Regions from separate parts of the Homo sapiens genome. Here region 2 is linked to region 1. Evidence: read pairs that join two places in POLR2A ChIA-PET (ENCODE). Cell type or tissue: Caco-2. All regions are shown on one strand. Links, peaks and the distances in the headings refer to the core of each region. The heading gives the core; the rest is flanking DNA.

What was found. Peaks named below come from ENCODE experiments on the same cell type or tissue, not always from the same donor. Only the 100,000 strongest peaks of a DNase experiment are listed, where the experiment ranks them.
Region 2: POLR2A ChIA-PET joins it to region 1 with 8 read pairs; 6 of 35 experiments call an interaction of 5 or more read pairs at or near these places.

Annotation. Positions count from the first base shown.
Region 1 is chr7:2,280,343-2,284,731 of GRCh38, forward strand. The region is part of intron 1 of SNX8 (sorting nexin 8); the gene reads right to left. Among named protein-coding and RNA genes, the nearest start is that of MIR6836, 25 kb to the left of the region's middle. In Caco-2, for the core only: no CTCF peak of the experiment used is centred there; a DNase peak (open chromatin) is centred at 2,324.
Region 2 is chr7:2,358,489-2,362,877 of GRCh38, forward strand. EIF3B (eukaryotic translation initiation factor 3 subunit B) reads left to right here. Exons shown (of 19, transcript NM_001037283.2): 2 at 2,222-2,414; 3 at 4,157-4,276. Among named protein-coding and RNA genes, the nearest start is that of EIF3B, 5.9 kb to the left of the region's middle. In Caco-2, for the core only: no CTCF peak of the experiment used is centred there; no DNase peak of the experiment used is centred there.

The sequences.
Region 1 (4,389 bases), core at 169-4,168:
TTAGCGCACACCTGTAATCCCAGCTACTCAGGAGGTTGAGGCAGGAAAATTATCACTTAAACTCAGGAAGCGGAGGTTGTGGTGAGCCCAGATCACGCCACTGCACTCCAGCCTGGGCAACAGAGACTCTGTCTCAAAAAAAAAAAAAAGTTTAAAATAAGTGTTCTCTATTAAGCATGTATTAATTTTTATGATTTTCCTGATTATTAAGATAAGATAATCTTCCAAGAAAGAATGTAAACTCAGTAATGATTACCAAGTGGTCACATGTTGGTGAAGAATTTGAACTTTGATTGCATGAGAATCTGAAAGAGCTCAAAAAACACATTTTAAATCAAAGACACTTCTTTAACTCTCGATTGTCTCAAACATCTCAATAACTTCTATGTACAAGTTCCAATCATTAGAAAGCTATGCTTTCAAATATCAATTTACTAAACTAGAATGCCCTTTTTTTTTTTTTTTTGAGAGACAGAGTCTCGCTCTGTTGCCCAGGCTGGAGTGCAATGGCACAATCTTGGCTCACTGCAACCTCCACCTCCCGGGTTCAAGCAATTCTGCTGCCTCAGCCTCCAGAGTAAGTGGGATGACAGGCGTGCACCAATATGCCCAGCTAATTTTTGTATTTTTAGTAGAAACAGGGTTTTACCATGTTGGCCAGACTGGTCTCAAACTCCTGACCTCAAATGATCCACCCACCTCAGCCTCCCAAAGTGCTGGGATTACAGGCATGAGACACCGCGCCCGGCCAGATGCCCATATTTGCAAAATAAATTTTAATTAAGAAAAAGAAAGAAAAAGACCAGGTACTATGGCTAGCACCTACAATCCCAGCACTTTGGGAGGCTGAGGCAAGAGGATCACTTGAGCCCAGGAGTTAAAGACCAGCCTGGGCAACATAATAAGATGCCATCTCTACAAAAAATAAAATTACGGGCATGTTGGCGCAACCTGTAGTCCCAGCTACTCAGGAGGCTGAGGCAGGAGGATTGCTTGAGCCCAAGAGTTCACGGCTGCGGTATGCCAAGATTGGGCCACTGCACTCCAGCCTGGGTGACAGAGTAAGACCCTGTCTATAAAAACAAAAAGGAAAAAAAAAAAAACATCATTTCAAATGGGTACACTGCCAGGTGACGGACCACACACTGCAGAACGGGCAGAAACACCAGGAGGAGGAGCCCGGCTTTCTGCAGGAATAAACGTTATGCTCACTAATGGAACTTCAATACTCTATCAAACTGACACCCCTTGAAGCAGTGCACACAGCCCATAAGACACAGAGCCTGGACAATACACCCTAAACTAACCCAGTCCCACAGAGAGAAAACAGATGAGATGAGGGAGGCCAGCTTGGCCCCCAGCTGGAAAGGCTGTGGACGCAGGATGGGATCTGGCTCAGAGAGATCCTGGCTGAAATCCAGCCTCCATCATTTCCTAGCTTTGTGGCCTAGCACGCAGCCGCCTCTGAGCTTACTGTTCAAATCCGTGCGGTGGGTGTAAGGATGCCCTCACCCCTGGGCCTGGCCATCGCCATCTATGCCCTGATACTACAGCAACCCCCCACAGGCCCCTCGAACGACAGCCCCTCCCCACTCCAACCCTTCTGGCACCAAACTGCTTCACTGTGGGCTTCAGACCCAACCCGGAACCTGGACTTGGAAGTGTCTTGCCCCTGAAATGCCGCTCACTATCTGTGAGACCCTGGGAGGGAAGCAGCCCCTCAGATCCCAGGCCAAGGGCCTCAGAATTCAGTGAGGTGGGAGAGCTGAAAATAACTAGCAAATAGAAAACATTCAATAAGTGTCCCTGACTTCCTTCCAGATTTACCACGCTCCAATCCGAAAAGATTCTGCAGATCTACCCACTAAAACTCAGAATGCATTCCCCTCTCAGCAAGTTTTCGGTGGCGGTCAGCTCCCAGACTGGCTCACAAATTGGTGCCTTCCACACAATGTGTGGGAGTCACACTTGGATGCTGCACTTGCAAAGATAAACTGTGAGAGGGGGCTGGGCAGCTGTCACAGAAACCAGGCATGCGGTGAGGGGCAAAGTCAGGCCCAAGTCAGCCGCCGGCCCACTGTGACCCCTCTTTGCAACAAAAAAAGGGGAAACAACCCACAAGCAACATTCAAGATCCTTTCAGCCTCACAAGTCTGTGAATCTCCAAGCGAGTTATCCACAAATCAGAAGGTAACGAAACTTCAAACACACACACCCATCTCCCGCCCAGTGTCTTTCACCAGGAACTTCAGACAGTAACAACACAGAGCAGGTGAGCACTACATTCTTTTCACAGCTGACATCTCGGGCCTCCCACCCCAGAGACCGCAGCTTTAGAAACAAAAAAGGATTGGCCGGGCGCAGTGGCTCACGCCTGAATTCCCAGCACTTTGGGAGGCCGAGGCAGGTGGATCACCTAAGGTCAGGAGTTTGAGGCCTGCCTGGCCAACGTGGCGAAATTCCATCTCTACTAAACACACAAAAATTAGCTGGGCATGGCCAGGCATGGTGGCTCACGCCTGTAATCCCAGCACTTTGGCAGGCCGAGGCGGGTGGATCACGAGGTCAGGAGATCGAGACCATCCTGGCTAACATGGTGAAACCCCGTCTCTACTAAAAATACAAAAAATTAGCCGGGCGTGGTGGCGGAAGCCTGTAGTCCCAGCTACTCGGGAGGCTGAGGCAGGAGAATGGTGTGAACCCGGGAGGCGGAGCTTGCAGTGAGCAGAGATCGCGCCACTGCACTCCAGCCTGGGCGACAAAACCAGACTCCGTCTCAAAAAAAAAAAAAGAAACAAACAAACAGGATTTACCGACAAACCCCATGCAAAGACGCTCCCCCTTCATTGAAGCACACCTTCGCAAATGCTGACCTCAGCAGAAGTCACAGGCCCTGCCAGCCTCGGCGCAGGTGGCACGGGACAGACACTGGAGGGTCCCAAGCAGCACAGCTGCAGCTGTTGCCTGGAGGCCAAGCCCGCCCCGGACTGGCCCGCACACTACTTCCTGCTGACCCAGCGTGGGGCTACACTGAGCACTCACACACACCCCCAGCTCCAGGTCCGCGCCGCCCAGGCACTCCCTGGGGTTCCCCGTGCCGATGGAGAGGCCTTCAGGGCCGGTGCTTTCAGAGCCAGGACAGGGCAGGGGCCTTCCCAAGGAGACCACGAGTGTGGTTCCTACTGTCCCGTTTAGTGGCAGGGAGGACCTGAATGCGCATTCCCATGGACTCCAAGTTCCCTGCTCTTCCACGACACACGGCTGCTGTCCCCAGCTGCCAGTTCCCTAGAACGGAGGGGAGATCAGGACCAGCAAGGATGGCACAGCGTCCCAGGGCTAAATTCCCCAAAGTGGGTGCGTATCAGAATCACCTGGTGGGCTCCTTCAAACACAGAGGGCTGGGCCCACTCCCAGCGTCTCTCCAACAGGAGGGCTGGGGTGGGGACTGGGAATCTGCTTTTTTTGGAGGGGGTGCCGGAGTCTTACTCTGTCACCCAAGCTAGAGTGCAGTGGCACAATCTTGGCTCACTGCAACCTCAGTGTCCAGGGTTCCAGCGATTCTCATGCCTCAACCTCCCGAGTAGCTGGGATTACAGGCATGTGCCACCATACCTGGCTAATTTTGCATTTTTAGGAGACATGGGGTTTCACCATGTTGACCAGGCTTGTCCTGAACTCCTGACCTCAAGTGATCTACCCGCCTCTGCTTCCCAAATTGCTGGGATTACAGGCACCCGCCACCACGCCCGGCTAATTTTTGTATTTTTAGTAGAGATGGGGTTTCACCATGTTGTCCAGGCTAGTCTCGAACTCCTGACCTCAGGTGATCCACCCGCCTCAGCCTCCTATAGTGCTGGGATGACAGGCGTGAGCCACCACACCCAGCCTGGAATCTGCATTTCTAACAAGTTCCCAGATGCTGCTTCTGGTCAGGGGCCACAGTTTGAAAGCCCTTGTCATAGGGCAACAGAGAGAAGGAATTCGATCCCTTGTCCTGACCCCGCCCCCGAAGTAGAATGGAAATCAGGTGTTCATAAACACTGCTTTTATTTCCTTTTTTTTTTTTTTTTTTTTTTTGAGACAGAGTCTCACTCTGTTGCCCAGGCTGGAGTGCAATGGTGCAATCTCAGTTCACTGCAATCTCCGCCTCCCGGGTTTAAGCGATTCTCCTGCCTCAGCCTCCTACTGAGTAGCAGGGACTACAGGTGCACACCACCATGCCCAGCTAATTTTTTGTGTTTTTAGTAGAGACAGGTTTTCACCACGTTGGCCAGGCTGGTCTCGATCTCCTGACCTTGTGATCCGCCCACCTCAGCCTCCCAAAGTGCTGGGATTACAGGCGTGAGCCACTGTGCCTGGCCTATTGCTTTTATTTCTTCATCTGGATGG
Region 2 (4,389 bases), core at 276-4,275, 78 kb after region 1:
TATTTTCGGACATCTGCATATTTAGTATGTTGGAATTATCATTATTATTATTATTTGAGATGGAGTCTCACTCTGTCTCCCAGGCTGGAGTGCAGTGGCATGATCTTGGCTCACTGCAACCTCCATCTCCTGGGTTCAAGCGATTCTCCTGCCCCAGCCTCTCCAGTAGCTGGAATTACAGGCACCCACCACCATGCTTGGATCATTTTTCTCGTATTTTTATTAGGGACAGGTTTCACCATGTTGGCCAGGCTGGTCTTGAACTCCTGGCCTCAGGTAATCTGCCTGCCTCGGCCTCCCAAAATGCTGGGATTACAGGCGTGAGCCACTGAGCCTGGCCGTGTTCTAAATTCTGACACGTGATGCTTTCCAGCAGCCCTGCGAGGCATTTCATCACATCAAGAACAGCTTCACCTACCACTAAGAAAAAAATACTGTTATTTAATCTCAGTGGGGGTGGCAGCTCCCACCTGTAGTCCCTGCTACTTGGGAGGCTGAGGCAGGAGGATTGCTAGAGCCCAGGAGTTCCAGGCTAGCCTGGGCAGCATAACAAGACCCTGTCTCTTTACAAAGAAAAAAAAAAGTTGTTTCAGGAGCTTGTATATTCTCCAGTCTCCTAGTTTAAGTGCCGGTCTCTGCCCTGATAGTGTTTTTCAAAAAGGCTCTTTGTGATATAATTAAGAAATGTGTATTTGGGCTCTGCCTGGCTCTTGGCACTCAGCGTCTAAACCCTTGTAATTTCCAAAGTGGTAAGTGTCTTTTTGTAGACGAGGACTTGATTGATGGCTGGGGCTCCTTGCCAGGGAACCAACCACGTGATTAGAGGGTGGGACCTTTTAGGTCTCCCCCTGCCACCCAGAAGGAAGAGGGCTGAAAGTTGAGTTGATCACCGGTGCTCAGTGATGTCATTAATCACGCCTCTATAATGAGATCTTCATAGAAACCCAAAAGGACCAGGTTCAGGGGCTCCATGCAGCGGAACAGGTGGAGGCTTCTGCAGGGTGGTGGCCTGGAGAGCACAGGGAGGCTCTGCGCTTCTCCTCCATCTGCCTTTTCGTCTATATCCTCTGTAACGTCCGTTATAATAAGCTGGCAAACCTAGCTCTCTGAATTCTGTAAGCTGCTGCAGTAAATTAATGGAACCCAAGAAGCGAGGGATAGTGGGAGCCCTGCTTTGTAGCCTGTCGGTCAGAACCGGAGGTGACAGCCCACTACTTGCGACTGCCATCTGAAATGGGGGCCAGTCTTTGGGGCTGAGCCTTCAGCCTGTGGGATCTGATGCTAATTCCTGGTAGATAGTGTCTGAATTGGATTAAGTTAGAGGACACCCAGCTGGTGGCCCCTGGAGAACTGCTTGATGCGACACCCACGTCCGGTGTCAGGCGTTGTGTTGAGTGTTACGTGAGTAGGAAAGACACTGTCACATCCCTGTCTCCTGCAGTTCAGTTGTTTATCCTTAGAGCTTTTTAACCTAAGGAATATTGGGTAAAGATTGTTCTGAACGAAGGTGCGTGGTGGTGGGCTCTGCAGCGGAGAGAGGTGGGGAAGCTCACCCCAGACGCGCTTCCTCTTTGGGTTTTTTCCCCATCCCCTGTGAATGGCCATCCAGTTCACGGCCTGAAAACATGAAAATCACTGGGAACAGGAGGTGGGAGAAGAGTTACTACTTTCATCCCAGTTCACTCGAGAGAGGGTTCCTCCTTGAATAATTTCTGGTAATTTGTATTCACAGCACAAATGTGCTGTGAATATATTGAGCATTTAAATATTTACTTGTTTGCTAAAATCTTCTGTAAAAAGTCAGTTTTCATTGACATTGGGATGGGATTCTGCCTGCCTAGATGTTGCAACAAACCTTTCAAAATCTAGGCATCTCTGGAAGATCTAATAGTGGATATTCTTGAGATGGTCTTCTTCATTTGCATTGTGCATTGTTAAAAGCTTTTCACTGTTATTCTCCTGTAGTCTTTGGTTATTACCAGAACTTAATTGACCTGTCTTGACTGTTTACATTTCCATCAAAGGGAGAGAGGAGAGTTCCAGTCCCCCCAGCTGTCATGTTTAAAATCTGAAACAAGCTAGGGTTAGGATTTCTTTTGCTCACAGTGAAAGCATTTAGACAATTCATTGTCTCTTCTTGAAGACTTGTTTAGTGTGCTCAGTTAATGTATTAATGTTTTTCTTGGTAAAAATGATCATTTGAAAAATCTCTCTTGTTCAGAATTACTGGGAGATGTACTCAAAGATCGGCCCCAGGAAGCAGATGGAATCGATTCGGTGATTGTAGTGGACAATGTCCCTCAGGTGGGACCCGACCGACTTGAGAAACTCAAAAATGTCATCCACAAGATCTTTTCCAAGTTTGGGAAAATCACAAATGATTTTTATCCTGAAGAGGATGGGAAGACAAAAGGGTGAGTGTTCTCCTGTTGGAGAAGTATCATCTGTGTCTGGCACGTCATGATGAGGGAGTGTTGCAGGAGATCCTTACTAACACAGCTCCTGCCTTGCCCAGGCACGTGGGCCGTTCACTTCTTCAGGCCGCCCTCAGCTGGAAGCTATCCAGAGCAGTGAATGAGAAGATGATAAAGTTTGTTTTTTTAAGTTAAGGTTTTAAAGTTTTTAAAATTATCTAGAATAGGCCAGCATGGTGGCTTATGCATAAACTCCCAACACTCTTGAAGCCTGAGGCCAGGAGTTGGAGGCTGCAGTGAGCTATGATAACGTAGCTGTACTCCAGTCTGGGTGACAGAGCAAGACTCTGTCTCTAAAATAAATAAATAAAGTAAAAACTAACTAGAATAGTTTTAGTTTCTAGAATTATCAAATACAGGTAATGCTGCTGCATTTTCTGTGTTGGGCAGTCAGTTGAAGGATGGCCTCTTGACCCTCAGTTACTCGTGTTATAATGAAACATTCTCTGAGGTTCTTTCTTTCTTTCTTTTTTTTGAGTCGGAGTCTCGCTCTGTCGCCCAGGCTGGAGTGCAGTGTCGCAATCTCGGCTCACTGAAAGCTCCGCCTCCCAGGTTCACACTATTCTCCCGCCTCAGCCTCCCTAGTAGCTGGGACTACTGGCGCCCGCTACCACGCCCGGCTAATTTTTTGTATTTTTAGTAGAGACGGGGTTTCACCATGTTAGCCAGAATGGTCTCGATCTCCTGACCTTGTGATCCACCCGCCTCGGCCTCCCAAAGTGCTGGGATTACAGGCCTGAGCCACCGCGCCCGGCCTCTCTGAGCTTCTTTCTAATCTTGCCTGTAATACACAATATTAGACTACTTTTAAGTTTTTTTTGTTTGTTTGTTTGTTTGAGACAGTCTCACTCTTGCCCAGGCTGGAGTGCAGTGGTGTGATCTCAGCTCACTGCAACCTCCGCCTCCCGGGTTCAAGCAATTCTCCTGCCCCACCCTCCCAAGTAGCCGGGATTACAGGCGCACACTACCACGCCTGGCTTGCTTGCTTGCTTATTTATTTATTTATTTATTTATTGAGACAGAGTCTTGCTCTGTCACCCAGGCTGGAGTGCAGTGGCACGATCTTGGCTCACTGCAACCTCCGCCTCCCAGGCTCAAGCAATTCTCCTGCCTTAGCCTCCTGAGTAGCTGGGATTATAAGCATGTGCCACCATGCCCGGCTAATTTTTGTATATTTAGCAGAGACAGGGTTTCACCATGTTGGCCGGGCTGGTCTCGAACTCCTGACCTCAAGTGATCTGCCCACCTTGGCCTCCCAAAGTGCTGGGATTACAGGTGTGAACCATTGCGCCCAGCCAAGATTTTTTTTTAAACAGCTTTATTGAGATAATTGATATACAGTAAATCTGCATAGTTTTAAAGCGTACAATTTAATACATTTTGATGTGTACATATCACGAAACCATCGCCACAGTCAAAATAATGGACGTTTTGATTAACTTTTCTATAATTATGATAATGAAACTAGAGACTTCGGATCTTCTGGTTAGGATTTCCCTGTCACTTAGGAGCTCCCTGGCTGTGGATCTGTCCCCCGTGTGACTGCCTTAGGCTCGAGGCAGGAAGAGCAGCACAGATACTCCTGGCACCGAGGGCTTGTCCGTGGAGAGGGGTGGGGCGGACAGCGCATACCTGCCTAGCCTTACAGTGTGGGTATGTGCCAACGGCCCTCTCTCACTCAGGTATATTTTCCTGGAGTACGCGTCCCCTGCCCACGCTGTGGATGCTGTGAAGAACGCCGACGGCTACAAGCTTGACAAGCAGCACACATTCCGGGTCAACCTCTTTACGGATTTTGACAAGTGAGTTCAGACTTGGCCACAAGGAAGTGGACGTTGACGTGCAAGTGACTGGCTGTGTGCGGGTGGCTTGGTGCTTCTCGGTGCTGGTGTCTGTCAGATTGTTCACATCCTTT